4 separate regions of the Mus musculus genome follow, and all the other regions are linked to region 1. Evidence: chromatin loops called from intact Hi-C (ENCODE). Cell type or tissue: heart. All regions are shown on one strand.

Evidence for each region. A loop is a pair of places that touch in the nucleus more often than their neighbours do. Peaks named below come from ENCODE experiments on the same cell type or tissue, not always from the same donor. Only the 100,000 strongest peaks of a DNase experiment are listed, where the experiment ranks them.
Region 2: a loop joins it to region 1, with 8 times the contacts of the local background. A loop is called at or near these places in 12 of 42 quality-filtered maps.
Region 3: a loop joins it to region 1, with 2.9 times the contacts of the local background. A loop is called at or near these places in 16 of 42 quality-filtered maps.
Region 4: it touches region 1 in a loop (7-fold over the local background); 36 of 42 quality-filtered maps call a loop at or near these places.

The regions. Positions count from the first base shown.
Region 1 is chr1:131,551,757-131,559,756 of GRCm38, forward strand. No RefSeq gene overlaps it. Among named protein-coding and RNA genes, the nearest start is that of Fam72a, 28 kb to the left of the region's middle. In heart, a CTCF peak has its summit at 3,560 (motif pointing left); a DNase peak (open chromatin) is centred at 3,505; H3K4me3 peaks cover 631 bases; H3K27ac peaks cover 831 bases.
Region 2 is chr1:131,357,681-131,365,680 of GRCm38, forward strand. Srgap2 (SLIT-ROBO Rho GTPase activating protein 2) reads right to left here. Exons shown (of 23, transcript NM_001081011.2): 5 at 6,322-6,384. Gm51644 (a long non-coding RNA gene) reads left to right here. Exons shown (of 4, transcript XR_003947997.1): 3 at 807-890. Among named protein-coding and RNA genes, the nearest start is that of Ikbke, 82 kb to the left of the region's middle. In heart, a CTCF peak has its summit at 4,601 (motif pointing right); no DNase peak of the experiment used is centred here.
Region 3 is chr1:131,266,204-131,274,203 of GRCm38, forward strand. It overlaps Ikbke (inhibitor of kappaB kinase epsilon), which reads right to left. Exons shown (of 22, transcript NM_019777.3): 6 at 7,438-7,619; 7 at 7,168-7,328; 8 at 5,905-6,015; 9 at 5,560-5,739; 10 at 4,684-4,880; 11 at 3,983-4,047; 12 at 3,815-3,906; 13 at 3,598-3,684. It overlaps Gm28913 (a long non-coding RNA gene), which reads left to right. Exons shown (of 3, transcript XR_878525.3): 3 at 248-1,034. Among named protein-coding and RNA genes, the nearest start is that of Gm51644, 5.4 kb to the right of the region's middle. In heart, a CTCF peak has its summit at 4,217 (motif pointing left); no DNase peak of the experiment used is centred here; H3K4me3 peaks cover 302 bases; H3K27me3 peaks cover 1,911 bases.
Region 4 is chr1:131,286,870-131,294,869 of GRCm38, forward strand. Srgap2 (SLIT-ROBO Rho GTPase activating protein 2) reads right to left here. Exons shown (of 23, transcript NM_001081011.2): 22 at 5,652-5,976; 23 at 1-2,871. The coding sequence ends at 2,488. The region is part of intron 1 of Gm51644 (a long non-coding RNA gene); the gene reads left to right. Among named protein-coding and RNA genes, the nearest start is that of Ikbke, 11 kb to the left of the region's middle. In heart, a CTCF peak has its summit at 3,942 (motif pointing right); DNase peaks (open chromatin) are centred at 52 and 7,318; H3K27ac peaks cover 345 bases.

The DNA.
Region 1 (8,000 bases):
ACCTTGCTTCAAAAAACCAAGAGAAGAAGGAGGAGGAGAAAGAGAAAGGGGAGGAAAAAGAGGAAGAGGAAGGAAGAAAGAAAGAAATTTATTGTCAGTCTACTAAGTACCCTCTTGTGATTTTTTTATTTGCAGTTATCATATTTTTATATTTTAAAATCCCATTTATGTTTCCTTTCTAAAATAGCTTCCGTAAATGGACTGTTCAGAAGTGAAAGTAGTCTACCTGCCAGTTACATGAGGATATGAGGATCCCTTTAGTCTCGGGGCCACCTGGAGAAATGTGTGCCAACACAAGCTGCTGGAGAGATCCATGGTGTGGTGTACTCTGAATTCCTTGAGGTTATCCCTCAGTCCTACACCAGGGAGTGAGTCATCAGGAGAAGAGCATTATTTTATTTTGCACAGTCAGTAAGGGAGGGTCCCCAGGGAGCAAAAGCTGAAAATGAGATATTTCCATGGACACATCACTGGATGCCATCATTGTTTTGGAGAATCCAAGATACAACAACAATGACAAAAAAAGGGGGGGGGCTTGGATAAAACTTCCCCCGCCCCATATCAGAAACACTCAGCAAAACCTTTCAGAGATGAGAGAAGCAGAAATCTAATTTTACAAAATGTCTGCATAATTTTTAAGTGATGGTTTTGTGCCGTGATGCTCACTACGGTTTTTCTGAGAAAGATAAAAATAGTGACATCACAGTGGATTGGTCAGCTCTCATCCCAGTCTAAAGGACCATTGGGAAGCCATCAGCCTGGTTCTCTGGGCTGCTACCTCAAAGGGGAGTGGCTCTAAAGAGCAACTCTGCAGAGCCAATAGTAAGGAAGGAGAATTGCTGAGAAGGAGCAGCTCTGCCTGACACCCGCTGCTTCTCCTCCAGAAAGGAAACACTGTGGACTAGGGAAGCCAGATCCTAATTTAGGGGCACAATCTTCAGTTTGAAATTTAAACCAGGATGGTTAGGATGCCCTACCCAACACCTTAAGTCTAGCACACTTGCGTGTGTGCTTAGGTGAATAGTTCTCCCAACCGTAAGATGGGCAGAACCGTGGATTTTCCAGGTACCTTTTACAGATGAGTATTTTATGGAGGCCCGAGTCTGATCAGAGTCAAGAGGCTTCCCTAGCCTGCTCCTCACCTTGGTGTTGTCCAGGACTCGTTCCAGCAGTAAGATCAGCCATCTTAGTCCACTCTTTGGTGCCAGTAGGGTCCTTGCTGTTTTGCAGACAGCTGTTTCCCTGTTTTGTGTGGTGTGCATAGAACTTAAACCATCTCCTCTTCCTCTCAAGAGGATCTTAGATTCATGATGTCACTATTAATCACCTTCCAAAGGTTCCATTGCCAATTACGATCACACTGGCAGTCAGAGGTCCAACATATGGCATCACAATTCAGTCCACAGCAATACATATACATTTGTCGTTGCCATTACTCATTCTACCATGAAGCAAACTCCAGGGGAACAGAGACTTAATCTGCTTTGTGGGCTGTAATATTTCCACCACTAGAGCAGAGGGATGGCCCTGTAGATAAAAGAGTAACACCAAGGATCATCCAATTCTGTAGGGCAGCGGTTAAAGCAAAAGGTGCTGAAGGCCATACACTTTGAATGTGGCAAAACAGAACACCCCTAAGAAGGAACCCAGTGATGGGATCAATTAAAGGGAGACAGTGCTACAGGGTTGGAGTTACTGAGTACACATGATTATGCTAACATGTTTTTTAAGACTACATTTATACATAAATAGGGTTACAGATAGTGATGGATTAAGGCAGATTTTTTTTTCTTTTACTTGAAAACTTTGAAGACTTTTTTTAAAAGTCTTTTTAAATTTTATTTTATGTGTATGGTATTTTGCCTGTATGTCTGTGAACCATTTGCATGCCTAGTACCCTTGGGACTCAGAAGAAAATCCCCTGGAACTGGATTTACAGATGGTTGTGAGCCAGCATGTGGATGCTAGATAATGAACCCAAGTCCTGTGGATAAGCACCCTTAACTGCTGAGCCATCTCTCCAGTCCAACTTTGAAATCTTTTAATAGTTCACAAGTGTGGTATAGAAATTCACATGAATTTAAAGGAACAATGTTGTACTGTGTTGGTTTTTCTTCTAATATTCTAGTTTCTGAAAATGTTTTTTTTTTGTATATTCCAAAATGTACAACTTGAACACAAATTTTATTAGAAAAGTTATACTTAACATAATCATCAACTATTTTCAAGAACAATATTAAACCCAATAATGTGTAACAAGAAACTAATGACTTTGCTATAATCAAATGTTCAACTATCTACAGTGTCTTTTTACAAAGGGGATATCCATGGTTTACAGGCACATTGTATTGAAAAGAAAACTGCAAGAGCAATTTTATACAATTACCATTCTCGAGAAACTGAATCATTACAATAGTAATTACAAGTTGAAAATGGTTTTTACTATAACATCGTTGATCCTCCGATCTGAGACCTTTGGCAATGGTGGGGACTGGGATCCCATTGTGCAATGGTTGCACAGGCTGCACTGCAGGGATGCTCTAGTGACTCTGTCTTGTTCTCCTTGTAGTCGAAGGGAGGGATATTCCCTCCTACTCAGACCCTTCCCAGCACAACACCACTATTAACTTCTGTTCTCAGAGACTTCCCAATGTTGTGTAATAAGCAAAGTTGTTCATTGAAAATATCTGGTGTGGGAATAGAAGGCAGTGGAGACATTTGTCGTTGTATCAAAAGCAAAACATGACACAGCTAAGCTTTGAGATAAAATGTCATCTTACCAGGAAAACAAAATGACACGAATTCCATGTTCACTATGGACTGACATTTTTATAGCCTTCGTTAGATTATCCTGACTTAATTTTTGTAGGTATAGAAAAGAAACTGAGGGACCATAGCAAGTAAGAGAGAGAAGCCAGGCCTATGATCTATCTTTATAAGAAAACGTACATTCTATAAATTTCACCCATTTCAAATGTAGAACTCAATGATTCTTAGCATACTTAGAGAATTTTACAACCCCTAACATAGTCAAATTTCAGGATCTTTCCATCCTGTCAAGAAAGTAGGTCTTCATTAGAAGCTCTGCCACAGTTACCACCTCCCCATGCCCTGGACAACCACTAATCTCTTTCTGTCTCTAGATTTGCCTCTTCTGAACTTTTCTTCCAGTGGCACCATGCATTTTGTAGTCTCCTGCGACAACCTCCTTTGACTTAGCATTCTGTTGTTTCTCTTTATTGTCTGCAGTCTCCTAAAAATCAGTCCTTCCTCCAGCTCCGCTTGCCCAGAGCCCCTTTCCTGCTGAGCCAGCTTCATCCTGTGACCTGAGCAAAGCTGGGGAGGGGCCACTCAGAGCCTGGGACCATTGCTTTCTCCTGGAAGGACAAGGCTCTGCAGATGGCAGACAGTGAATGACATCAGGCTCTGCAGTGACTGGAGCTCGTGGCACCAGCTCTTCATTGTTCTATTTTTATTCTCGTGTTAAGATTTTTCAGAGGGAAGGCTTTACTCAAAAACTGCTTCTCTCTCTAGCTGCTCCTACAACCCCAGGCTGGACTCTGCTGCCACCTGCTGTCCTTTAGCCAGACACTGAACAGGAATAGAGAAGGCTTTGTTCCCGGTGATACAGTTACGTATTGAGTTCTATTCTTGTGCGTGCGTGCGTGCGTGCGTGCGTGCGTGCGTGCGTCTGTCTGTCTGTCTGTCTGTCTGCCTGCCTGCCTGCCTCTGTCTGTCTGTGTGTCTCTCTATATATACATAACATATATATGTATACATATGCCTCTGTTTCTCTATATATACATATATATATTTATATATACATATATAATATATGTCTGTGTGTAAGTCTGTCTCTCCCTGTGTCTGTGTTTATCTCTGTGTGTCTGTGTATGTGTCTGTGTGTAGGTCTGTCTGTCTCTATTTGTCTCTTTCTGTCTCTGTCTGTGTGTCTGTCTCTGTGTGTGTCTCTGTATGTGTTTGTGTGTAGGTCTGTCTCTGTCTCTCTCTGTATCTCTGTCTGTCTCTCTGTGTGTCTGTCTCTCTGTATGTCTGTGTATGTGTTTGTGTGTAGGTCTGTCTCTCTTTGTCTCTCTCTGTGTCTCTGTCTCTCTCACACACACACACAAAGTTTCAATACATGTATATAGTGATATCTTTCTATGAAAAATTAGTTGTGGTGGTTTGAATAGCTATGGCCCCATAGACTCATGTGTTTGAGTGCTTGACCTGTCTTTGGGTTTCCATTTCTGTGAAGACACCATGACCATGGCAACTCTTATAAAGGACAACATTTAATTGGTACTGACTTATGGGTTCTGATATTCAGTCCATAATCGTCATAGCAGGAAGCACAGCAGCATCCAGGCAGACATGATGCTGGAGTAACTGAGAGTTCTATATCTTCATCCATAGGAAGCCAGGAGCAGACTGTCTTCTAAGCAGCTAGGATGAGAATCTCAAAACCCACCCCAACAAGGACGCTCTTACTCCAGCAAAGCAATATCTCCAAATAGTGCCACTCCCTGGGTCAAACATATTCAAACCACTACAAGCCATTAGAAAATGTGGCCTTGGAGGAATTGTGTCACTGTGGAGGCAGGCTTTGAAGTCTCCTATGCTCAAGCTGTACCCAGCATGGTACAGTCTCCTTCTGCTGCCTGTGGATTCTAAGGGGTCTCATAGATGTGGAAGGTGGTAGTGTAGCAGTAGATCTACCTAATCTAGGCGCACAGAATGTATTCATATTAATTGAGTCGTGTTTTCATTGCCAGGGCATATTAGGGATGGAGAGAATTACTGCAACAATTACTACAAGATATAGCACTCTCAGCTGCTCCAGCACCAAGTCGGCCTGCACACTGACATGTTTCCCTCCGCATCTCTCCTCTGAGTCATGGAGATTCCTTTCTCCTCCCCCCTGCATCCTAGCCTGTGCAACTCTAAGGGTCCCGCCCCTCTCCCTTTACTCAGCCATTGGCCACTGGCATCTTTATTGATAGATCAAAAACCAACTGGGCACAAGGGCCTTTGGTGTTTGGATATGCAGATTCCCAATTGAATCAAAGCATTAGAACCAATCTCCAACATACTACAACATGCTTTTGAAAGTTGGGGGACAACTTGTGAGAGTTAGTTCTCTCTCCATCATGTGGGTTTTGGGGCTCAAACTCAGGTAATCTGCCTTGGTAGCAGCCACTTTTATCCACTGAGATATTTTATACGTTCAATCAGATTGTTTATCCATGGTGCACACAGGTACGCGCCTATAAGACACTCAAGGAATACCATCACATAAACAAACCTTTTACAGAGATTTGCAAGATCTCTGAAGATCTACTTCTTTCTGATCTCAGCAAGAGTGAATTGATCTTGGATAGCTAAGGGATGCTTAAAAAAAAAATAAAGCATGCACTCATGTGCATGTGTGCACACGCACCACAATACACTGATGTGGATGGGAGATGCTACCCCATCTAGCTTCCTTAACCCACAATCATTTTCAATGACCCATATGGCTTCCTTGTCCTAGATTATTGCTGCTATGACATCACTTGTGATTTCCTCCCTCCAATAGTCTCTATGGGGTAACTTGCTGTGCTAGGTCAGGCTCACACTCAAAAGGGAGAAAAGCTAAACTCTTTCCTGCTGAGCCTGCAGCCCACTGGGGCTGGCTCTTTTGGTTCTGACAGACTCCAGGCCAGTATCATGGCCCTTGCCTTTCTTTTAACCATACCTGGCTGCTGAAAGTGAAGCAGTCATTGGAAACCATTGCCTGTTTCCAATCTAGTTCTCTTCCCTCCCTCCCTCCAAGAATGGAGTTGTAAGACCCTGACCCTTGGTCAGTCCTCACCCCCCCATCCCCACTCTGAGAAATTTTTACTTAAGAATGATCATGTGGGTGGAGAATGGAACTTGGCCTAGCTTCACAGGAGGGGGAAGCTGTAAGAAGGGTGTGGGACTGGAAAAGCCCTGAGGGTCCCTCAGAGTGGTCAGATAGCAAAAGGAAAACAAGGAAGCCTTCACTGCTGCTTAGAAGCAGGAACTTAAAGGGAAAAGTAAAAGTTCTGAGACCCTCAGTAGGATGTTAATAAAAAGAGGTTGCAGGTAATGCAATTTTGCTTAGACTTTGGGGTGGCAGCTGAAAGTAGTCCCTTGCAGTGCAAGTCTGCAGGTCAGTGGGAGTAGCAAGCCCCAAAGTCTGGAGTTGTAGGTCTCTGAGGCTGTAAGCCTGTATGGTAGCCTGGAGCCACGGGTCTGGAGAGCAGTGGGAACTGAAGGCTGGAAGCAGCTGCAGAGACAAACTGCCTTCTGGAGCTGAGATGTAGTGTCTTGGAGGCAGGAATGGTTGACTGCAACCTCTGGTTGAGTCCTGAAGGTGGACTCAAATGACCATCCTGCCCAGAACAGAAGCCTCGGGTCTAGGGAAATCAGTCAGGCCTTCCCAGATGAAGGCTGTGAGGACAGCCTTCTCCCTTTTCTGTTGAGCTCTGCAGGGATTCTACTGGCTGAAGGTCCTCCCAGGTGCTTGAATTTATAAGGGATCACTTAGGCTCCAATTGGCTGGATGTGAGTATGCAAATGAGGTGAAAATGAGACTGACCGGGAAGGCTATCAAGTCCGGTGGGAAGAATAAAAACTAAGAATTCTCAATTAGGTCTTCAGGCCCTACTTTCAGTCTCTGCAGTGATAAGAGATCTTCAACCTTTTGGCATTGTGATATGTCATTGTGTTTACAAGTGTCTCGTGCCACATCTATAGCTGTCCTGGGACACATGCAGCTCATGGGTTGTGGGTTAGATATGCCTGGAAAAGCCTGGGGAACAGTTCATGGAGGAAAGAGTAAGCTTGTCCTAGTGGTGGAGTCATTCTTCTATAGTAGGAGATAAATATACCTGGGATAGGGCTCGTTTGCCCCACTCAGGGATAGGTAGGAACTCCATATGGAGTTTTCTTAGGTTCAAGCCCTAAGGGCTCAGGATCCACAAAGAACAGAGGGCTCATAGCTATTGATGCAGCATCAGTTGACAAAAGAAAGAAAAGCTTCAGCTGCATAAAAGCCAGTTGACAGCCAGAACCTTGAGTTGGGGCTCTGTGGTGGTTTGAGTGAAAATGCCACCCCCCATAGGTGCATAAAGAGTGCCATTATTTAAAAGGGTTAGGACATGTGGCCTTGTTGGAGTACTGTGTGGCCTTGTTTGAGAAAGTAAGTCACTTGGAGTGGGCTTTGATGTTTCAGAAGCTCAAGCTAGGCCCAACAACTCATGCTCTTTCCTGCTGGTTGGAGATCCAGATGTAGAACTCTGTTCCTTCTCCAGAGTCATGCCTGCCAGCTTTCCATTACTTTCCAACATGACAATAATGAACTATAAACCTCTGAACTATAAGCCAGGCCCATCTAAATGCTTTCCTTACAAAAGTTGCCATGGACATGGTGTCTCTTCACATCAGTAGAATACTGACAAGATCGACTCTTAAATCTTTCCCTAGGAACCCCAGCTCAACCCAAATCTTGCCATGTTTGGCTTTGTCCTCCCTTTTAATTCTTTTCAATAAGGCCCTACGGAGCTGGAGTGATCAATAGTCATCTCATCCTTGGATGAGTGGGCGTTAACCATCAGGGGTTGGGAGCATTGACCTGATTCCTCTTGGGGGTACCATCATAACCCACAGTCATGGCTCTTGGTATCTTTTGGGGAGGGGAGGCAGAGCCTTAGAAAAATCCTTAGGATAAGGTTGAAAACAGATACCAACCTCCTTGCAAACCAGGTTTGTCTCACGGGGAATTCAGAGATGGTCCGTGTTAGACCTTCCCCTGAGGTGCTTAGCCTCGCAACCCACGCTGGTGCCCATACTGGATTCATTTTTATCAAGAACCAGTATGCACAGGTCTGAATCCTATGCAGCTCCTGAAGGAGAATTATCAACCCCAGGTTCAGCAAGGCCAAATCAAGTCTATGATAATAAATCTGCAAAGGTCTCGATGCCAAGGAATCAAT
Region 2 (8,000 bases), 190 kb before region 1:
CTTTTTCAAAAGAGCTACTGTCTAGGAATTGAACACTTTTTCTTAGCAAGAAGGCCAGGAAGATAGAGTCTCAGCTCATTTCTAGTCCTCTGAAATACATTACATCCAGCTAAACAGGGGCCAACTCTACTCTGCAGGAAGTTCCTGTTTCCACATAGGCAGCTTTCAGATTCTATGTGGGATTAAAATACTTCATAACAAATCAAGCAATTGGAAATTCACAAGTGCTGAAATTTTGATGTCATGAGGTTTCTTTGAAGAGGAGGAGCAGAAAGCCTAGGAGTTGTGAGTGGCTGACAACAGAGAAAAGTACTGACTCAATATGACGAACAATCTCTAGCATTCATTCAGTGCACTGTGTGTCAGTTCTATATATGCAGACTCAATCTGCAGAACAACTCCATGAAAGACATGCGAGCGTTTCTACTTCTAAAGATAAGGAAGTAGGGCTCAACAACATTACCTCGGCACTGAAAGTCTTACAACTAGTAGATGGCAGAGTCAGAATTCAAACTTAGATCTATCTAACTCCAAAGTCTACATCTTATCCACTAATGGACCGTGACTATCCTCTAAATAGGACTGAAGCTGGACTACCTGGGAGGAAAGATAAAGGACAGGCAAGGAAATCCTAAGAAAGACGCTGATCTCATTTAGAAATGAAACTGATCAAATGAGAGCAGCATCTCATTTAGGGGCTGTTTTAGACTCCAGATAACAATTGGCAATGTCTAGAACTTAGAAGTTGCTAGTAGGTAGAGACAGAGAGACATGGAGAGTCCATAACAAAAACATGTCTGTTTTAGAATTTCAGTGGTGCTCAGGCTGGGAAAACCTGGTACCTTGTGGGTACGTGGAGGTTCACCTGGAGTTGGAAGAGGAATACAGAGGTACAGTACAGCCTCAATTATGTCACATTTTAGATTGAGAAAAATTTAAATATTCACCTCACAGTGAACCTGGCATCATTTCCTGGAAGCTTCACCTTCCACGTACCCTGTATACCAACAATCAATGGTATTAACAAAGCTTTTCTAGGACACCTGACCAGATCATTACTTGTCCAGGTTAAGAAGTTAGAAAGGCACCTGCCCTGCTGCCTGAAGAAGGGCAGACAAGGGGATCTTTTTCTCTTTTTTCACTTGAATGAGACAAAGGAATTCAAGCATTAGAGTAAAGCATTATAAAACAGTGAATTTTTATTTTATGAAGTACAGGCTAAAGAGGAAACATGGCAAATAAACATGGGAGATCAAAGCACTCAAATGTAGTAAAACAGCAACTTGCCCTTAAAGAATACAAGGAAGCCTCTCATGAAAAGAAATTAAAATTTTCATAGTTAGGAAATGTTGTATATGCTTCACTTCCAAAATATGAGTAAGCAGTCAGGGGTGGTGGTGGACACCTTTAATCCCAGAACTCAGGAGACAGAGGCAGGTGGATCTCTGAGTTTGAAGCCAGCCTGTTCTATAGAGAGAATCTAGGATAGCCAGGGTTATACAGAGAAACCCTGCCTCAAAACCACATGTATGTATGTATGTATGTATGTATGTATGTATGTATGTATATATGTATGTATATTTACATAGAATGATTTTCAGACATTTGAGGAGGTTTCCAATGTTTTCTAAAATTTGTAAGACCCAAATAGGTAACTCAGTGGAAACAGTATATATAGGAAAAAAAAAAAAGACTGAAAACAGTTTATCAGTAAGAGCCCAAGAGAGATGGAGAATGGGAAAGATATAGCAATATCTTTGAGTAAGAACTCAATGAAGGGAGTTGGGGAGAAGATAGGTGAAAAACCCAAGACTTCCTGGCAACTGGCAATTAAGATTCCATTCTTGTACCTCTTCAAGAACATGCCCTTCTACCACAGACTTGTAAAAGAGTTTGCACCTTATTTTCATCTGCTGCCTCATTTTGCTGCACCCCCACTCCATATTAAAACCAAATGTCCTGAGTTTAGCACTAACTCTTATTTGTCTTTATATGGCTAGTGCCTAATGCCAGGGTCAAATAGACAAACAGTATCAGGGGACTATTAGCTGACACTGATTCAAGGGAACAGGTGCTGAATTTCAATTTGAAACAGCCCTGCAACCAGCTGCTGCACCAAGTCAAGAAGACATCTTCAGAGATAATACAGAAGCATAAAACCTCTGGAGTAAAGATAGCCCCAGAGTGTCTCACTATCTCTCTCCCCGCCCTCTCTCATGTTACTGTTTCTTTGACTCTTCATGGCCAATCCATGTGGCTTCCCTGTCTCCATATATACTCTTTCCTGTAGGGGCTTCCTGGGTTTTCCAGACACTGCCTCTCTGTACAATTGAGGCAGACAATCAATCCAAGAGTTCTTTAGGAAGTACTGCACTCTGACTTCAAAGGCATTCCTACAACATGAGAAAGAAAATGAAAACCACTTTACTATGGCTTACAAGCTAGCCAGCTCATTGTGATGGAGAGGGGGATAATGGACCAGCATACATATGTGCAAGAATCTCTGGGATTGCTCTCTGGGAGAACAGCTGTGGGAAACTCCCCCTGGCACATAATGCTAACTCAGGGAAATCAAAGCCCCTTCAGGCAGAAGAAGAAGGTGCAGAGGAATAGCTGGCTACTTATCATGGGGTTCTGGATCTCTTGTTCAAAGGCATCTTTATTTAGAGCTACCTGGGCTCTGCCTCTTGGCTCATCAAAGTTTAAAAGTACTTAGATGATCAACCCTTGAGTAATTGGTTCCCTCAAAAGAAGTATTCATGGGTGTTAGGGGCAACTGCAAGAAGACCACTGAAAAATACAGTGGTCTTCATCTCTTCTTTCAATGACCCACAAATCACACATGATTTCTTTCTTTCTTTTCTTCTCTTCTCTTCTCTCCTTCCTTCCTTCCTTCCTTCCTTCCTTCCTTCCTTCCTTCCTTCCTTTCTTTCTTTCTTTCTTTCTTTCTTTCTTTCTTTCTTTCTTTCTTTCTTTCTTTCTTTCCCCCCCTCCCCCTTGAGACAGGGTTTCTCTGTGTAGCCCTGGCTGTCCTGGAAATCACTCTGTAGACCAGGCTGGCCTCAAACTCAGAAATCTGCCTGGCTCTGCCTCTCAATTGCTGAGATTAAAGGTGTGCACCACCAATGCCTGGCCACATATGATTTCTACTGCTGACAGGATCAGTGAAAGCAGTTCTTTCCTGTTTTCTTAAATAGAGCAAATAGGGAAATGCTCTTTAGAAGAAACTCTCCGTATTTCTTCCTAATGCCCAAAGAGTATATATATGGCAAATAGCTTTCCAAAGCTAGCAGCACATGGTAGTATCAAGTTCCTGCTTGAGGAAGCCACTATCTCATGTAGGGTGACTAACATCCTGCTCTCCTCAAGACTACCAATTCAGCACTAAAAATATGTCCTAGGAAACTGTTTAAGAGAAGGTTTCACTGTGTCACCCTGGCTGGCCTGGAACTCACGATGTTTAAGAGAAGGTTTCACTGTGTCACCCTGGCTGGTCTGGAACTCACGATGTTTAAGAGAAGGTTTCACTGTGTCACCCTGGCTGGCCTGGAACTCACGATGTTTAAGAGAAGGTTTCACTGTGTCACACTGGCTGGCCTGGAACTCACGATGTTTAAGAGAAGGTTTCACTGTGTCACACTGGCTGGCCTGGAACTCACGATGTAGAACAGACTGACTTTGAACTCAACCTGCCTCTGCTTCTCAAGTATTGAATAAAATGTGGCTCTCTCTCTCTTCATGAGCACTAGGCTAATCAGCAAAAAGGATATATAGTCACCCAAATCTCAGACCAGTCCTAAGATATTCTCACCCTACATAAACAACAACTTTTAATTCTAGTCTGTAACTTTCCTAATAATCTATACAGAATCTTCAAATTTATTTGGTCCTTCAAATTTATATAGTCTCATATTTTGAAAATATGAATTCCTCAATCATTGTCAGCCATATGGCATACAGGTATCAGAGCATGTCACTTGCTGCTGCTTCTGGGGAATTGCTGGGTGGAAAACAACAAACTTCCCACCAACTTTTATCATCATGCTGACTTGCAGTGCATGACTTCCAAGTGCATGCATCTAGTAGTCAGAGCAGGACAGATTCTCAGGTGTCTAATTTAGCAGTCTAGGCTCAGCACACCCGTGCTTTTGGAGCTTGATAACTATTGCGGCAAATTGTTCTGTACATTGTAGGATCCTCCAGTCACGACAACTAAAAACATCAGCAGACACTGACACACATTCTACTTTGTAGGAATGGGGGAGGCCACCATGTATAAGGCTCAGTGTACCAGAGTCTGTTCTGTCCTCTCTGGAAGTTCCTGGTGTCTTCTGTTTTTCTTTTTCCATTTAGATGTAAATAGCTAAGCCTTATTTGGGACTTGATGAATCTTAAGTATAATAATTCACCTCAAAGCAGGGAGCAGCACACGCACTGATTCTGCATGTGGATGCTAGGCTTTATGCTCTCTATTAACTATGGGCTCATGGTGGCCACAGAAGCCATCGCCAATACTGGTCTGAAGACTAAGCATAGAGGTCTCAGGGCTGGGAGATGGCTGAGTAGAGAGGCCTAATGACCTGAGTTTGATCCCCAGATCCCACAAGGTGGCAGGAGAGAACAAACTTCTAAGAATGATCCCTTATGCACACTCAAAATAAATACTAAAAATAATACATAGGGGATGGTAGGCACAGGGCTGGGGTGGGTGGGGAGAATCTTCCATCTTGTCTTTCATCAGAAAAAGCAGCAAGCTCCATGGTTTTCATCCTCATTCCACCACAGCTTACATATTGCCATTTGCTTTCTAAATCAACACTTATGAAGTAAGGCAAAGCTAACAGTTCTTTAGACTCTTCTTCCTCTGCTACCTCACTGCAAAAGCAGTATGCTGGGTCTGAGTTGGTTTGAGGATGTTGCTCGACTTCTGGTAAACAGCAAATAGCAAAGACTCAAGATGCTTATTTACTGGGAAAACAGGAGTCCTAGAATAGCATGTGCCATTGTTATGTTAGAGAGATCTACAGAGGCAAGACTCAGCTCTTCTTGGTACCTAGAAGATGGTCTAAAAATAAAGAGAAGTTAAGCAATGAAAAGATAAGGTTCAGGAAACTCATCCACTCTGAAAATGGTTCACAATACCATGCTTCTATTTTTAAAAAGTCTTAACTTCATTTGAGAGAAATAAAAACTTAGGGGACAAAGAGTACCACCTATTACTTGGCTTCAGAGATTAAGAGTCAGTGAGTAGAAATTCAAAACAACTGGAGCATCACTGGAGACAAATTAGATGACCACTCAAGTCTATTTACCAACAGTTACCATGACATACTGGCCACACCTAAACTTCTGGATCAAGAATTTGGAATTCTGATCTCAGACGCTTGTGGAGCACATCACCACTATCCTCCCATCCTGTGAAGGAAGGGGGTAAAGCATGGAGAGATAAGAGGAAGGCAGGGAGGGAGGGAGGTAGGGAGGGAAGGAGGGAGGAAGAGAGGGAAGGAGGAGTAGAGGGAGGGAGGAAGAAGTAAATACAGAAGATCATTTTCACCTTCAAATAGGTTAGGGCACCCTAGAAAATGACACATAGTGCTGGCACATCCAAACTTTGGAAAGGGTTGGAAAAGCTACAAGTTTACAACTGAAGTATTCCTCCTTTGGCAGAAGGAACTTCCTTGGTGTGTGTTCTCAATGTAATTAACAAAACATGGCTGAGAGAAAACAAACACCAGGGCTCCTGAGGCACACTGCTACAAACCACAGTCTGAAGAGTTCAAAGCAGACTGCCTTCTTTTCTCCAAGGCCGAAGCTTACCTCTCTGTTGTGTTTGCCATGTTCTCTTCGCCTGAAATGATGCTGCACATTGAAGACTTTAGGAATCTGTGCTTCCATTTACAGCATCTGCTCTAATCTCAAACCACAATTAATCTAAGTTCTGATGCATAGTTTAAGACCTAAACGCTTTCCAATATGCAGAAGTGTGATGTAGGCTACATTCCTTGTCATCAAGTTTGGGGTCCCTGGCTTGCTGGTAATTGTACCCCAGCTGTTCTGGTAACCTAGACCTTGGCTGGTCTCTTTCAATGGTGCCCCAGATGAAGCCAGAATAAAATTGCACAACTGGAAAAATATTTTTTAGCTTATTTGGTTTTGAAAAAAAAAATTAGCGTGGAAAAAAAGTGGGTGGGTCACCCCCAATGGGGAATAGGCACTGTCCTCAGCCTCAGTTGAGTTCTGTTGCTGACGTGAGTATGGCTGCAAACAGCCAAATGCTGCTTCTCTCTATGATAAAAGAGCCAGGCAGCCCATCTGATTTACCGAGTAAAGCTCGTTCAGGACTTTCATCAAATCATCTTGGAGTTGCTGGCCAACTTCTTTACTCTGTAAAGAAAAGAGGAAGGAAGGTTAATTGAAAACCAGAAGGAGATAGGAGGTGGCAGCAAAGACAAGAGCAGCATAGGCTCTACAAATGACACAAATTCAATTATAGCCCAGTATTTAACCTAGCAAATCAGATAACCAATTATGTCAGTTTACTCAGAGTTTTAATGAAATGAAATGGGCCTTTTCTATAGTCCAGTAGAGACAATCATGTAGAGGGAAAATAGGTTACAGCCCTTGATTTTTCAAATTGCTCTCAAAAGCAGGCTTGAGAGCAACATCCTACCCAGAAACTGTGGTTAGATAGACCATGCTTTCTCAGATATTTGGAGGCAAAACTCCATTGGATTCCTAAGGAAAATAAGGTGTCCAACATGATTAGACAGTAAAAGAATATAAACATTCAAGGACTTCAGAGACCCTAAACTCAGCAGAAAACTCCAAGCAGGAAGGTACTGTACTGACAGCACACTGACCTCAGCAGGCTAGTGTCCGCAGGCTTGGGCTGCGCATTCCTTCTCCACAGAAGGGAAAGCACCTAAAACTGAGTGCATTTGCTTTTTCTGGCGCAGATGTTAAGACCTTCAGGTCCCCCAATTCTCACTTGTTTCACTTCTTCCCCAGCTATCTAAGGCAGTGGCTCTTCAATAAAAATGTCTTGCAACAGCAGTTACTGCTACCTGATTCTGATAATATTAAGGAGTTTCCAAAAGACTAATTCTGAGCAGCAGTAGCTATCTGATCCTTTATTGCTGCCTACCCTAGGTTGCATCTGACCATGAAATAGTAGAAATAGGGCTGGAGAGATGGCTCAGCGGTTAAGAGCCCCGACTGCTCTTCTGAAGGTTGTGAGTTCAAATCCCAGCAACCACATGATGGCTTACAACCATCCGTAATGAGATCTGATACCCTCTTCTGGGATATCTGAAGAGAGCTACAGCAAGGCAATGGGGCCAGAGTGAGAAGAAAAAAAAGTGTCTGAAGACAGCTGCAGTGTACTTAACATATAGTAAATAATCTTTAAAAAAGACTTATAAAAAAATAGTACAACTAGAAGAATGAGGAAGTAGGAAAGAAATGTATTTTCTATACCAAATGTTAATAGCCAAAAATGCAGAGAATAAAAACAATTGGTTATTGTTTTCAGAACCAAAAATTCAGATACCTACAACAGCTGAGCACACTCTTTTTACTTTTCCATACTAGGAATTAAACTTGGGATCTGGTGGGTACCAGGCAAGCACTCTACCACTGAGCTGCATCTCCAGCCCCTAACATACCACAGCTCATTTCTGAAGCAAGGGAAGAGTCCTTTCATTCATACCCTCTTCTCTCTCTCTCTCTCTCTCTCTCTCTCTCTCTGTGTGTGTGTGTGTGAAAGAAAGACAGAGACAGAGAGGGAGGGAGGGAGGGAGGGAGGGAGGGAGGGAGGGAGGGAGAGAGAGAGAGAGAGAGAGAGAGAGAGAGAGAGAGAGAGAGGAGAGAACATGTATACCACCCACAGGGCACACTGAGGGCAGAGAAAACTTGCCTGAGTTTTCCAACATAAAGTTTCTGGGCATCAAAGTCAGGGTGTCGGGATTGTTAGTAAGTGACTTATCTTGCCAGCCTGAGCC
Region 3 (8,000 bases), 290 kb before region 1:
AGGTAGCTATTAGAAAACACCTTGCTAGAAAGTTCTAGAACTAAGCAGAATGAAGTTCTTTTCAGTAGAAACTATATTTCCTGACAACCAGTAGCACACTGATGGGAGGGTACCAGCCCATAATAGTCCAGGACTTGGACCATGAACATTCCACTGCCCCGTGAAATGATTGGCAACTCAACCAAGAATGATTGACAGGTGTATATCTTCAAGGTGTCAAGGTAACACTACCCTGGTTCTTTTGCAGGAAAAATACACCTACACAGTACAGAAATCACATGACCACTACCTGTGGTGTGTACCCAGGAAGGACTCAGCATGGTTGATGGTGTGTTCTAACACAAAATGTCCAACAGTCTGAGGAGCCCCCAAAGATGCTGCTGGGAAAGAAGAAGCCAAGTGACAACAGAATGTTCTATGAACCTGAGGGTGGGGCAGTGGACTGGGAGCTTTCCTAAGCCAGAGGAATGAAGACAAGGGGTGTGTGGGGTGAGGGCGGAGGGAATAGCTTAATAAACTCATGGAACAGGACTACCACACACAAAATGTAGTCTTGGACTGGTTTCCAGTTTGGACAAAACAAACTATAAAAAGGAATTGTGGGACAATTTGTGACAGAAAATTTCCAACCATGGTACAGAGGAGATGTGAACGTACTGAGGGAAGAGAGCTCACCTGCTTAATGGGAAGAGCAGGTTATAAAACGCTAAGGGACAGAATGTGGGTGACAGTTTACAAAGCACACGCACAAGAACACATGCACACACATGTACTGAGGGAAGAGAGCTCACTTGCTGAGGAAAGCAGGTTATAACATGCTTAGGGACAGAATGCAGGTGACAGTTTACACACACACACACACACACACACACACACACACACACACACACACACACACGACAGACAAAGAAGGGGACCAATGCTATGTGACTACTCGTGTCTGGGTGGGAGGTCCTTCTCCACTTCCTGACTTTCTCCACCAGCATGTAGCCTTTTTAATTACTCCCTCTCTGTTTTTATTTTAAATTTTTATACAATATATTTTGATCATGCTTTTCCCCTCTCCCATCCCAGGCCCTCCCTGTATCCCTACCCACCCAACTTTCTGTTTTCTCCTTCTTTAAAAACAAACACACAAAAATCTCAATAGGACAAATATCAAAACAAAATAAAAGAGAGTCTTGCCTCCTTTCCCCCAAGAACCCAACAACCATGGACTTCATTTTATGTTGGTCAGCTCCTCCTGGCCATGGGGTCTTCTGTAGAGTGGTCGTTACTCCCAGTGGTACTCTGCTGGGTGGAACTGATTTTCTCTGTGCCAGAGGGTATCAACTGCAAATAGCTTTTTGTTTAGGGGTAGGGCCTGCTGTCCACTTTCCCCTCGCAGACATAACCATATTTTCTTTCTTTCTTCCTTCCTCTCTCTCTCTTTCTTCCTTCCTTTCTTTTTTCTTTCTCTCTTTCTTTGATACGTCTCTCTATGTATCCTTATATCCTGGAACTTGCTCACTATGCAGGCCAAGCTGCTCTCAAAGATGCTCATGCCTCTGTCTCCTGAGAGTTAGGATGAAAGGCATATGTCAGCATAGTCTTCACATGATAACAATTAAAGAAAGAATCCTGTATCTTTTTGCTTGGAAGTGCAGGATCAGAGAAGGATGGAAGAGGTGAACAGAGAGTCTCGGAGTCCACCAGAGCCTCTATGAAGGCAGGAACTCTGCATTGCTTTACCCGCCAGAAAGCTCTGGGGGGTTCATAGCAGTTATCCTATGTGTGACTATTGGCTTGTTATGGGAGTGAATTTATATTATTGGGGGTTGAGGAGTGGGGAGACCTCGGGATTGCTGAGACCTGGCCTGATGTCCAGATCTGTCCAGCTGGAGACCCTCTGGATAAAAGATAGGAAGCCCGCCTTGCTAAGGAAGCACTCTGAAGCAAGAAAGGATGATCAGACGGGAAGGAAGTATCACTTTGCCTCCAGCAACAAAGGTGACATTCCACTCATGAAAACGTTCCCATCCCGATGTAGATGACTTAGACTCCAAGGCTTAGAGAAATCTACAGGTCTGAGGATGTCTGGGAAAGAATGGGATTACAGAGGAGACTTTAGATATTGGCCAGGCAAGGGAAGGTACAGATGGCCCATGGTCTCCTGCAAGCTACATCTGGTCCCTGCAGGCTCCTCTGTTCTCTATCCTCCTTCATACAACCGACACCCACTGGCCTCAGAGCCTAGGAACCAGAGTGGAAACCCCAGCTCCTGATGCCTGTCTCCTACAGGCTGTCAGTCCAGGGCAAGGGAGAGACAGACACCCCACACATTCCTCTATATACCTCTCCCCAGATCGAGAACTCACAAAGGACCACAAATGGTTATTTTCTTGCTACCAACCTCTCTAGAGGTGGCCCCTCCAGTATTCCAACACTTCCCCACCCACCCCTCTCCCTAGCTTCCCTCCAGGATGTGCCTCACACGTTCCTCCCATCCCCCTATCAACCTAGGCTTTGTGGGCTCGGAACCTCGGTGACTTGGCTCCCGTTTCTAGAGGGCCCTTCCTTCCCCAGGCTCATGTACCAAGGAAGGACTGGCAAGCACAGGCCCTTCCGTGGAGCAGAAGTCACATTGTACACACAGATCTCATCTCTGTCGTGGCCAGAGGACTGGCCAGAGGATATCCAACAGGAGTGCTCGCAATGGCCAGAGGATATCCAACAGGAGTGCTCGCAATGGCTTCCAACCTCTCCCACCACAATTGGCGCCAATCCTGTCACGTGACTGGAAATAGTTCTTGCTCTTTTTCCTCCCTCCCCCATCATCTCACCATTTGTTTTAACCAAGCCCTGGGCCCACACAGGCATCCAACCCACCCTGGGAAACTTCCTGTACTTCCGAGGGAAAGGCTCAAGTTATTGGGATGGGGAAAAACTTCCTCGGGCTGCAGAACTCCGGTCTCTCATCACGGACACACTACAGCCTTTCAGAATTCCGGTGATGTTCTCCTGATCGCGGCGAATCCTCCCTTGCTCTCTCTCTCCACCCTTCACTAGCTTAGCGTCCTCCTTCCCGGGCTCCTTCTTTTCAGCTCAGAAGGCAAGGACAAGTGGAAGACCCAGCTGAAATATGAGCAAAAGCTACAGAGGCTGAAACAGTCTGAATTTCCATCGCTGCTGTGCAGGGACAGAACCTGGGAATGGGTTCTTCCCCTGAATTCTCTGGGAGGCTTCACACAGAACGAGTGTCACGAATCATTCAGAGTCCTGGTGAATTAAGGTCCTACCTGGGGTAGGGGGCCTGCTTGTTCTGGGACATGAAAGGGTATCTACCCTTTTGAGGGTAGTGAGACTGCCCTTACCCGACTGCCCTCGATCCCAGAGAGGCAGGGCCCCGGTGGATTTCTCCGTGATAGGCAGGACTAGGCCAGGGATGGATATACATTTGGGAATACAAGGTTTGAAGGACCTGGTGAGGGTGCTAATGTTGGGGGAAGGGGAAGAGTGGGAGCAGGAGGGCTCTGGCTGGGAAGGCTTATACATCTCAGGGGTAAGGAGCAGAGAGGAGAGCTGAAGGGCCCCAGTTGGCCTAGGTGGAACACCCACCTTTCAGTGCCCAGGCTGCTGCTGAGGTAGAGGAGGGCTGTCCGTGTGACCTCCAGTGTCTGCTGGCACGTGTCCTGAAGCACCTCCCTGTGTGAGGGCAGCCCAAGTCAGAGGCGCCTCCACCAGGGCCCTGCGCTTGTAGGCGTGACCTCGGAAAGGGGTAGGAGAAGTCTGGACGGGTTTGCTATGCACTCCTCCAGCGCTTCACGGTACTCACAGGACCCAATGTAACCCCCGAAGCATCAACGCCTGTCCATCCAGCAGGACCCGCGCCAGCCACAGGGCCTGGTAGCCAGCGCCCAGCACCCCCTGAAAAGTACAGATGTGCAGGATTAGTCCTTCCTCGTGTCAAACCCCCTTCTGCCTCCTGGGGGTGGCCCCTCACCTTAGCTGTGCTGTAATCGGCCTGTAGGTCAACCTTAGGGACGAACTTTGGGACATCCAGAGCAGCTGCAGACAAAGACTCTGTCTGAGGGGCCTGCTTTTAAAGACTGGGTCAACTCTTAGGTTATCTTTCCTTGTCCCCAGCACACAGTCGCTGCTGATCTCCCATTTAAAGCATCCCCAAACGTCGACCCTGTGGATCCTCAAAGTTGCAGTTATTTACCGCCACCTTGTGGCCACATCCCAGAACTACACTCCAGAGTTCAAAGCCCTGCCTTAAGACTGGAGAGGTTAAAGCTCACTCCCTCACCTCGGAGGAGGACTGAGCATGATCCAAAGGAGAAGAAATATTTATCCTAGAAATTAAGGAAAGAAAATCTATGTCTCTGTCCTCCAGCCCTTTTTCCCAGCAGCCTGGACTCATGCTCCTTTCAACTCAAATATCCAAGACACCCCTACCAGTGGCCGAAACTGATGAAGGTATAAAGGCTCTAAATGCCCTGTCTCTGTTGGAGGATCTGGGAGAAACCCAAGGAAGTCTAGTCACCAACTCAAGTCACGTGGCCACATAGAGGCATGTATAGAATCCAAACCCAAATATGCTCTACTCTATGGGCCAGAGAAACACTCACTAAGAAAACAAGTCGTGTTTTGGGAGGGTGTCCAGAGTATAAAAGACTCAGCCTGAGTGGCCCTACTCACGGTCCCTGAAGGCCAGCCCCTTAGGTGTGTCGCTGGACATGCTGAACAGAGTTAGAGGGCTGCTGGCAGCTGTGTGGGCGATGTGCTGGGCTGAGAGGCTTGGCTCAAGGACACAAGGGTGACCCTCGAAGAGGTACTCCTGGTGTTTGGGGGTCACGTTGGTCTGCTCATATACAGCCTCCAAAAAGATGGCAATCCTGCACATGTGAGAGGAGAATTCTGTCCGGGGGCACCATGGGAAGGCTCAGCTTTTCTCCAATAGGGTCTGTGTGGGGGTGTGGCCAGGATGGGCACCAGCTGGCTCTGCAGCCCCCTACACACACAAGACACAAGAACTGTCCTAGCTAGGGCCCAAGCATCTAAATGGAACTTCCCAGGCTTCAGAAGAAAGGCGGAGCCCAGGAACTCCCCATGAAGAATGGGAAGAGGACCCCAGAGTTCAGATGCCTAACCTCTGCCTTTATGCCCAACCCTGCTGTACTGCAACAAATTCTCCCCATCCCATAGAGTGCTCCAGGTGTGGGGGGCACATCCCATCTCGAAATACTGAGGCAGGAGGATGGAGAGTTTATCAGCTGGGGCTACCCAGCAAGATCCTGTCTTAAACAGCAAAGGCCAAGAATTTAGTGAGAAAAGGGTTCTATGAACAACAAATTACAGACCCAGGAAATTGAGCACCCCGCCTCTGGGACAAGCAGTGCCAGCTAGCATTGGGAAGAGTGGGGGATTCGGAACACAAACAAGGAAGACTGTTTGCCTTGAACTTGATGGAGATAGTACTTTCCCCAGATATGTTTTGGGAGATGACCCCTTGGACCCACACCACTGCTTAGACAGGGAAGACTCCTATTCCCCCTCTCTCTTGCTCCCACTCACGTGTTGTGGGCGTGGATGTAGACATGATGCAAAACGGCCTGGGGTAGGGAAAAGACGTGGATGACCGTTCGCTGCAGAATGTCACTGGTCTCCGCGAAGAACTGATCAAAGCCCCAGCACTTATCCTCTTCCACCTCCAGGATGTTGGCCAGGATGGGCACCAGCTGGTTCTGCAGTCCCCTGCACACAGAAGACACGAGGACTGTCAGAGCCGGGGCCCAAGCGTCTAGATGGAACTCCCCAGGCTACAGACGAAAAGTGGAGGCCCCTGGGGCTCTGCTGAGATAGCTTGGCACTCTTGACTCAGCAGAAAGAAGCGATCCCTAGCCTGCCCCTCCCACTTACATGGACAGTCTACAGGTGATGGGGAGGCTGTAGCTCCACTCCAAGGGACCATTTTCCTGCTTCTGAGTCCCTGAAATGGCCCCGGCTGGCTTCTCTGTGGTGATTCTGTACCTGTAGTGGGGCAGAATCAGGGCTCTAGACCCCTCCCCCACCCACCCATCATATTTAAACAGGAAACTCCAAACATCACAGTCCATGTCACTCAGCCACTGTACGGTGGGCTGGCACCCTGCTCCACCTGTGAGATCACCTCTGCCTAGGCAAGCTCCATGCTTTAGGCAGAGCCCTTCTCGCTGTTGCTATGGCTACACCAGGTCTAGCTACCTCCACATCTGTGCCATTACAAGCTCAGCACCATATGTTTTCTCCACTTTTCTAACTGCCCCTCTGATCTATCCTTCCCTGGCAGTTCATCCCATTCCAACTCCTGACCCCATCCCTAAACCTAATAGCATTGGCTCTACACAGCTTGCCCCAGGACCGAGGGAGCATACACCAACCTTCCTGAGGACACACGGGTAACACCTTCCTGAGGTGTCTTCCATTTATTACAAGACTAAGAAGGAAAGAGAAGCTAACCATTGTAAGCTCTGAGGGACTCAACCAGGAACAATTTCACATTCCTGTGCATATGCTGCAAGCTTGCTGTAGACCCCAGAACCTCTGACCTCCAAGGCCACCATACCCCGCCTCTCAATAACCGCTGGAGACAATTAACTGCCAATGGTGCAGACACAGTGCTTATGGACTGCCCTGCCACCCTGAAACCCTCTTCTCTCAACTGCACATTATCTACAGCCAACATACGTTTCTGCTTTTCCTCCCTAAGGGTTATTTATAATGAGCTCTCGGCATTCAGTCCAGTGGATATTTTTCCTGCTGCCCTCCAGCTAGAACCTTGGGAATTTGTCCCAAGATTTGCTGCCTCTTTCCTACACAGACTCAATAACAGCTCAGTAGACCCTCGTATTGCAGGTCCCTCATTTCACTGGCTGGACTCTTCATCTCTTTTGTTCTGTGTAGTACATCCTGGCAACTTCTGTCTTAAGTTCCTCCTAGCAGTCAGTGAGAGACACTGGGTACCAGCTCCATCTTTACCCCTGCAGGCTCTGTAACCTAAGCCTTAATGGAGACACAGTGAGCTAGGAATGGGCGCAGGGCTAGAGGGAACACTGAAGGTAGGGCCCAGTGGAGGGAGGGCCAGGTGTCTGGAAGACACTCAGGGCCAGTCCTCTTCATTCCCTGTCCCATAGCCCACCGTACATGATCTCTTTGTTGCGCCGGGGCCCACCGAAGGGGATGAAGGGCAGACTGCCTGTGGCTGCGTGGTACAGGGTCACCCCAATACTCCAGAGATCCACAGTCACACCAAATGCCTTTTGCTGGGGTTTGCGCAGCACTGCACGCTCATACATGTCAGGGTGCTATGGAAGAAAGGCAGAAAGCGGCTATGGAGGGACAGCATGGGCACTCCTAGGGGGACTCTTAAGGAGGCACACAGCGAGGGCATAGGGTCACCAACATGTCACTTACCAGGTATTCCTCTGTACCATAGACAGAAACAAACTTCTCATCATCGTCCAGCTTGCGGGCAGCCCCGAAGTCAGACAGCTTATAGATGCTCTGCCCCTCCTCGCCCACCAGGCGCATGATGTTCCCAGGTTTGATGTCCCGATGGACAATGCCATTCTCCCGCAGGTGGTTCATGCCAGCCACTGGGGATAGACAGAGCACTAATGGCTTGGCTCAGCTAAGGATGGGGAAGTATCCAAATAAAGAGTTGCCACAAGGAAACTCAGGGGCAGAGAAAGAAGGAGATCAGAGATGCCCCCCCCCCCAGGGCAAAGGAGGGGCATTCCAAGCTAGAGGGATGGATCATTACCATTGCACTGGCCATTTTTCCTGACGACCCTGGTCCAATTCTCACCCCACTCCCAGGTCATCTCACAACTGGAGCCAGTTGACCCAGGTGATCTGACACCCTTTTCGGGCCTCTGCAGGCTCCAGTCACACACGCAGCACACAAACATATGCAGGCAAAAACACTCATATACGTAAAGTAGACATAATTTAATAAAATTTTAAGGTGGTGGTGA
Region 4 (8,000 bases), 260 kb before region 1:
CCAAACTGGGATGCTGGTAGCCCCACCCACTTTTCTTCCCCAGAGACTTAAGTCCACACCAGGGAAAGGATCCATGCCACGAGGGGCAGAGCAGGGCTCTTGGAAACATCATGCTGGTTTCAGGCAAGCCTATTTGAGGAAGGCTGGTTGCCTAAGGCCTGGGGTGGCCGGCTCCTTTTGGCTTTTGGTTGTGAAATCACAGTGTGCAACCTCAATTCCAGTTGAAGTGAGCTCTGCTGCGGAGGACTCTCCTCCTTCTGGTTCCTACTCCTTCTAACAGGACCGTCTCACAGGCGTCAGAAGCACCAGAGATAAGGAAGACAGCTAGGCTCCCAGAGCTGGGGTTAGTAGGGAACCACTTGTACACTGTCCAGTTCATTATGCAAATCAGCAGATGGACATCGGACCAAAGGGATGAAAAAACACAAATAATGTACAGGATTAAGAGAGAAGGCAAGAAGGAAAGTACAGGCCCAAAGCATGGTCTTCAAGAACCTTTGCTTTTACCTTCTTAGAGGGTAGTGCCTGGAGAGAGGATGTAGGGCAGGGTGGAAACTCTGCTCACTTAGGTTAGGAGGAATGTAAAAAGGGAAGGGTGGGGCTTCTTAGTCATCAAGGAAACGGATCCTTGGGTCTGGAAGCCCCTATTGGCTCAGGAGCAGTACAAGCCCAGGTCAGTAAAAAGCACAGCAAGGATCAGACATCCAAAGGACCAAGGGGTGCCCCATGCAGTCAGACTCACACCACTCAAGCTCTCTCTGCTCTAGCTCAGGGGGCAGTCTTCCTGGTGCTGCAAGTTACTCTTCTCGTTAGTGACTCCTTCAAGCTCCCCATTCCCTTCACTCAGAGAGAGGCATCCACCACTTTCTACAGATTCAACTGCCAGCTTCACAAGTTGGTCCAAAAGGATCATTTCTAGCCCAAAGCTAAGAACACTCAGAGATTCCAACCCAAATGACAAACCCATCTCTCTTGAACTATAGAAAACAATACAGTTAAAATAAAAGCATAGCATTCAAGCCAGGAAACAGAGAATGAGCCTGAGCGGCAGGGAGCTGTTGAAACACATGATCCCATGGTGTGATTTCCTAGCTCTGGTGCTCCTGGGGAAGCACGATGTAAAAGAGCCAGTGTTTCAAGCACCAGGCTTGTAGGTTGGGAGAGCATCTAACGGTAGAAAAAGGTCAAAGGCAGGACCCAATGTGACACATTCAGTTTTTCCCTTTTTTAAGATTCTGGTTTTGGGAAAACAGTTTTGAGTTGGTGGAGGTCAAAGTTCCCTTAGTCACCCTTGTTTGGATAAACAAAAAACAGTTTCAAGAGGCAGCACTTCTAGAATTTATCGAGGGATTTTCAAGCCCCTGTTCATCCCGAGAGCTTTATAACAAAACTAAGCCAAGAGGTGAACTTGAAATAGTTTTAATCTGGGCCCAATTTTTGGATTAGCAGAGAGCAACTTAATTTTTTTTAATGGAATGGCAAATTTTAAAAGTATCAGATGCCAAAAATAGTGGGAGAAAGAAGGACTCATTTCCTACCCTTTTTAAATCTGCCATAAACACAATAAAACTTTAAGACTTTTTACTCTAAAAGGAGCTAGCTATAGAACTGTCTTATATTGGAAAACATCTTACATGGAAAATGGTGTGTCAGAGACAAAGACAGGAACGGAAGAAAAGTCTCTATGTTCAGAAAAACTTCCAAAGCTCCGAGATAAGACTAGGATGCACTTCTACAGCATGGAGCAGAGCAAATGCAAACAACCGGTGGCTCCCTCACAGCAAGAGGAAGAAGACAGAATCCCACCCGCACGGCAGGTCACAGGACTGTCCCATTCTGCTAAATGTTTATGACAGAGATCTCAAAGGCCAGGTTTCTCTGTTCCAAACAGAACAAAGTTTGTGATGAGAACAGAGACTCCAGGTGGCTTCTGTGTGAACTGCCACCACAACAAAGAGTGGTCTATGACCAGGAGAGGCTAGAAAAACCTGTGTTGTATATGGGTGTGCATGTGCATGCACATACACACAAATATATATATATATATTTATATAAAATGAAAACTGGGCTATATATGATTTTTTAAATCAGTACTGAAAAACAAGATGTCACTGAGAGCTGCAGCCAAACATCTGGTCAAGGTGTCCTCTATGGTCTGAAGGGACAGACGTAGGCTTATGTCCCTATGTCTTGCCTTGGCAGATATCGCAGCAACCCGATCATGGACAACCTGTCACTGGCTAACCTAAGAACAGTATGTACTGGAGCTGGCTGGATTCCAACAACAGAGGGAAGCAAAGAGTGGAGGAAGGACCAGAACGGGGAAAGCAGTAACAAGGGCTTCATTCTCGAGGTCTGGGTAATGGGAAGGCTAATTCCTGTAAGAACAACTTAGAACCTAATTTTCAACTGAGTCCCCAAGCTACTTAAATAGGAAGATTTTAGAAACGGCCAGTCTCCTTGTCTAGAATAATTATGTTATACCCCTTAGACAGTACAAGACTTGTCAGTGGCCTGTGGGGAAGCAGATGAATTGACACCAGGGCTAGTGGCGTTTGTTTTGGGGAAGACAGTTGGCTTGGGCCGTGTGGCTGGTGGTTTGACTGGAGCAGCCATCTTGACAGACTTTACAGGCCGGAAGGCGCAGGCAATGTCCCCAGCAGTACTAGCGCTGCGCTGGAAGGCAGGCTCAGGGTCCTTGAGGAGCTGGGTGTGCAGAGGGCTGGAGGGCTCAGATGTGGGGGCTACCACCGGGGAGGTCTTGAGTGGTTCCAAGGTGTCCAGAACCACATCAGGTGTGTGCTTAGCACTGCTCTGCCGCTCTAGCTCTTGAAGCTCATTCAGGGCAGAGTTCATTGTTGCTTCAATATCCTGCAAAACAGGAAAAAGGAAAAAGTAAGACAAACCAAGACAGATATACCCAAGGATCCAATTTCACTCAAATAGGCTAAGCCATGAAACCAGCAATAAAATGCCTTATTTCATTGGCCAAAGTCCTGGGACATATGAGTGTCCAGATCGTGGAAAAAGGGGACAGAGATTGTCATCGTCAGGAATTTAGAAAGAGTAACTGGTGACTTTTGGATATGACAAGGCTGTTGTACACATCAACTTATACCCGTTGGGGTCACCTGTACAATATCAAGCCAGCCAAAATGCCAGCAGAAACTGGGGTGGGGCCCCTTAGGCCCCACCCCCATCAGAGGAGCTACTGGCAGTTGACAGTTGCTGAGGAAGAGTCACTCAGTTTTGGGAATTGGGGCTCCTGGTAGCTAGATCATACCCCAGAAGGTAGCCCTAGACCTATGCATATATGGGAATATTAGACTTCCAATACATATGGGAAACCTTAGCCCAGTATGTATTGGACTGGGGGTGGGTTGTTAACAACAACAACAACAACAACAACAACAACAACAACAACAACAGGAGATTGGGCTGGAAGCCAAGTGGGAGGCTCTGGGAGGAGCTGGGGGCAGGGAGCAGTGGAAGACATGATCAAACACATTGCATAGATGTACTAAGTTTAACAACGGAGAGAAAATATTAACAAGGAAAGAGTAGCTGAGTCTTTTCAACTCAAGTCCTTGTTTTCTGTGACAGGTGCTGAGACATTTCTGGATGAAATTACACACAGTTAGATGGAGAAAGGGAAGGTCATGAGTACACGGGGATTCATTATATAATTCTCTCTATGTCTGTGTCTGTTTGAAAGTGTACATAGTGAACACATTTTACAAAGTGGTGGAGATCAAGTATGATCTCTATTTTCTTGACTTCAAGGCCAATGGTTAAGGGGGTTATTCCTTCCATCCTCCACATGAGCTAAGGGCCGTTCAAGAGCCAAGTCCTTGAAGACTGGTTAGAACAATGCTTCAATTTCCAAACTCCTTGAAACTGGTTCCTTCTACCCAGCACCATGAAAGAGAACCCAAAGAGTGGCCAGAAGGGGGAGCCAAAGCCCACACAGGTAAGTTAGCATCTACAAATCAGAGGACACTGCAGCTTTTAGGAAAAAAGCAGTCCTAGCCCAGGGGCTCAAGGCAGAACCAGAGAACCACTGTGTGTAAGCACCCAGCCTCCATACCCTGCTGCACACTCGTGTTTAATATTGCCACCACAGGACTCCTCTTTGGGATCAAGAATACTTTCAAACATTTTAAGTTCCAAGTCAGCCTCAGATTTCCCACTCAGGGCTTTTGGTCCTATGGCATGATCTATGTTGCTACGAATGACAGGGACTCATTTTCACTAATCACGGTGGCATTAATTAGCCCCCCTTTTTTTCCTTCCTGCAACCTTAGGGATGGAACCCAGGAGCCTATGCATGCCAGGCAAGCATTCTGAGCTTGCATCACTGAGCTATACACTAGACTTCCCAAATCTTTTAGAATGCTCTGGAAGAATTCTTATCTCCTGGCCCCGTCCTGTTAATGCAGCTAGTATGTTTGCGGTTTCTAACACTTTGATTAATGACTGGCCAAAAGAAGATCAAGGAGGATTCCCATGGTGCAAGGCAGACTGCTGTCAGGAGCTTAAACAGGATAGAAGGCTAGCAAAGCAAGACATCACAGGCCCAGGGCTTAACTCTGGCCTCACCAGGTACACCTCCTTAAGCTGAGCAGCAATGCAGCCAACAGAGACCATACAGAGCCTCCACTGCCCTTCCCTGTCACCCCAGAAGATGAGGTGAGGAAAAGGACAAAACCAAGCCCTTAGTTCCTACCTGTTCTAGTGAAAATTATATAGCTGGGAGAGACGTCTGAGAGAACTGCTTGGAGTGGCCCCAGTAGCTGGATGTTTAGATGTCGGGTTGGGCTTCTAATATTTCACGGAAAACACAGAGTCAGCAGTGTAGTGTAGATGAGAAGGAAAGTCCTGCAATCGGGAGCTCACCTGCACTGTTACCAGGAGCCCTGGGCTGGAGGCCCTTCTAGTACCTGAGCTTCAAGCAACATGGATACTTTGGGGTCTTTATGATAGAATCAGATGTGGACTAATTATCTACCCACAAGCACCTAGATCAGCTTCAGGAAGTGGGGTGATGGGGATGGGTAGAGAAATATATAAACGCGACAGACTATATTTGTCTCAGCTTCACTAAAGCCTACTATTGGGTTTTTATCATCTGTCTACTATCTACCTACTTACCTACCTATTCAATGTGTCCTATGGACAGAGGCCAGAGGAAGATGTCAGGTACCCTCCTCTATTACTCTCTACCTTATCTTATTTGAGACAGAGTCTCTCACTGAATTTGAAGCTTGCTGCTTTTTGGCTGGTCTGGCTGCCTGCTCCTAATCCCCAGCACTGAGGTTACAGGCATATATGGCCATGCTAGGCTTTTATGTGAGTGCTGTGAATTTGAATTCAGTTCATCTTGCTTCCATAGCAAGTATTCTTATCCACTGAGCTATCACCCCAGACTTTACCTTAGTACGACTAATTCTACTTCCAGGTTCTTGCTGGAGAGATAGGACTAGGCAGATTGCTCATTAAGCTGTTCTGGCAGGTTCACTGTATGATACTTGCAGTACTCTCTATAGAATGTACAGAGCATTGGTCTGCTTTAAGTTCTGTGGGTTCTCCGGGGCTGCTGAGGGGAAGTAACCAGTGTAAGCTTATCACGTAACTGTTCAGAGCCCTGTTACCTGTGCAATGACTTCAGGGTCCATGGGCCGATGGTTATTGAAACTTTTTGACCTTCCTGCCGTAGCGGTCTTCCGGATCTGCGGACTGTCCATCCGGTTCTTCAAGGATGAGTGGCGGCTGATAGAGTTGAGGCTGCCATGGCCGCTGATGGAACACTTATCTGGCCCTTCCTTGGGGAGATTCTGGCTCATGATGGGCTGGGAGGATGGACGGCAGCTAGCCCCCACCCCCAGGGAGGAGGAGTCAGTCAGAGAACTGCCCAGCCCATGGCTGTCACTCCGAAATGCTTTTCTGATGCTCCCAGATTCTGGACGCTTCCTTTGCCTTCAACAAACAAAAATGGCATCTGATCAGGGAGCCCTGGCTCCAAGGGAGCTAGGATTGTGACAGGGGGTAGAGGCTGGCACCTGGGACTTTTAAAGAGAGTCAAATAGATTACACTAACTCTCCAGCTTTTCTTTCTCTTGTTTTCTCTCTGGATCGGTTCCCTTCCAACCCCCAACCTGGGCGGAGTGAAATGCATACTTACTTGGTGGCTGTGAGCTTTGAGTTCTAAACATGTAAGATGCTGTCAGAAAAAAATGCCTGTTTAAGAGAAAGTTTCTAGTGGGAGAAAAGAGTCATGAAAAGACCCACTCCACTGCCTGCCTGAACAGCAGCCCAAGGCCCCAGGTAAGAAAGTCTCATCATCACCAAGGAGGGGAGAACTGCTGGTAACAGGAGTTAACGTTTCCAGTTTGCTCAACTATGTATAATGAGCCTGTCATCATTTGGGCTCTAGTAAGAGGCTGTTTCGTATTCATAGACATGGAAAAGATTTTTCAAGGAACTGCTTTTTGGCACAGACAGAGGGCTCACTGTGTGCCTGCTCCTAGGGTGGAAAGGACATTTATGCAACTCCTATGTCACCCAGCACTGGGCCAATTTATTTCATACCACAAAAGGCTCTCAAACGATATGGTGTGGTAGGATCCTAGTCATATGGGTATTGTCCGATGCTGAATAATTTCATTTTTCAAACCAGATTTTAAAGGACCTCATCTAAGATGCCATCTAGCTGCTAGTTCAGATAGCAGCTGGGTAGCTCTGATCTTGTATCTACTGAGGAAGATGAGCTGAGCTGGGTGGGGTCTCTGGATGGTAAGGGTAGGACTCTGAAGACTGGGGGCCAAATCTGAAGTAAGTTCTTATGCTGCTTACAGCTGAGATCTGCTTTATCTTTCTGGGTCCAGCAGGGTGTGCCCAGCAGCCACTCTAAGCATGTATGGCTAGGTAGGACTAGCCTTGGAAGGCAGCCATTTTCAACAAGAAAAAGGATGCTTTTTAGTCTAGGAGGGCTCTGCTGAAATAAGCCCTCCTCTGTCAAGTTTTCCAGACACTAGTGCCTCCAACTACAGACTGGAGAGGTTTTCCCCTCCCATATCCCCTCAGTGATTACATGGGACTGTGTTTCAGTTGCCTTCCATATGGTCTTTTGCCTTGCCAGTCTGTGAGCTCTGAATCACTAGCATCGGTGCTTGGCACAACGCAGATGGTTAATATAGGATGTGGAATTAAAGTGAAATGCCACACCCTAAGAACTCTGCTGATTTCCTTTTCCCATTCAAGGATGGCTGACTCACAAATCAGAACTGCTGAGAGGGCAGATTTAGGAGGCTGTGGCAGTGTGTCATCCCAGGCTCTATTTGGGCCATGAAGACAGAGATGCTGGTTACAAGTTCAGCCTGAAGGAGGAACCAGGCATGGATAGCACTGAGCACCAACAACTCAAGCCATTCTAGAACGCAGGATGAGAGCACTTTTTTTTTCAGCCTCAAGGAACTTAGGGTGTCAGGAAGGCTTCCCCAAATAAGTAATGCTTAGAGTGAGTCTTGGAGGGTGAGGAGGAGTTAACCAAATGAGAGGGTCCAGGAGGAGAGAGTTCTTTAGACAATCAGGAAATTGAAGTTGCATGGGAGGACTGTTGTGGAGATAGTCAGGAAGACAGAACGGCATACTCGCTCCTAAGGGCCAGGCATATGGGGGCTGTCTGTCACTCACGCACTGATTGGCTGGTGCCTAGGAAAGGTTGACATGGGTTGGTTATAGTCTGCCCCAGGAAATTCATCAGAAGAATCTTGATACCACCAAGCAAGCAGTTCAAGGGAGCCATCTCAACGTTCTAGCAGTTGTTTATCTTTTGACTATTTTCAGCCTTTGTTCTCTATCATTCCTTTGTAATAAGTGGCATCAAATATATGCTGACTTAAAACTTAATACCCAGGGATGAAGCTGTAGCTTGGCAGTGGGGTTCTCCATCTGAATATGTGACTTGTTCAGTTCTGTCCCTCAACACCATAAAAACAAAA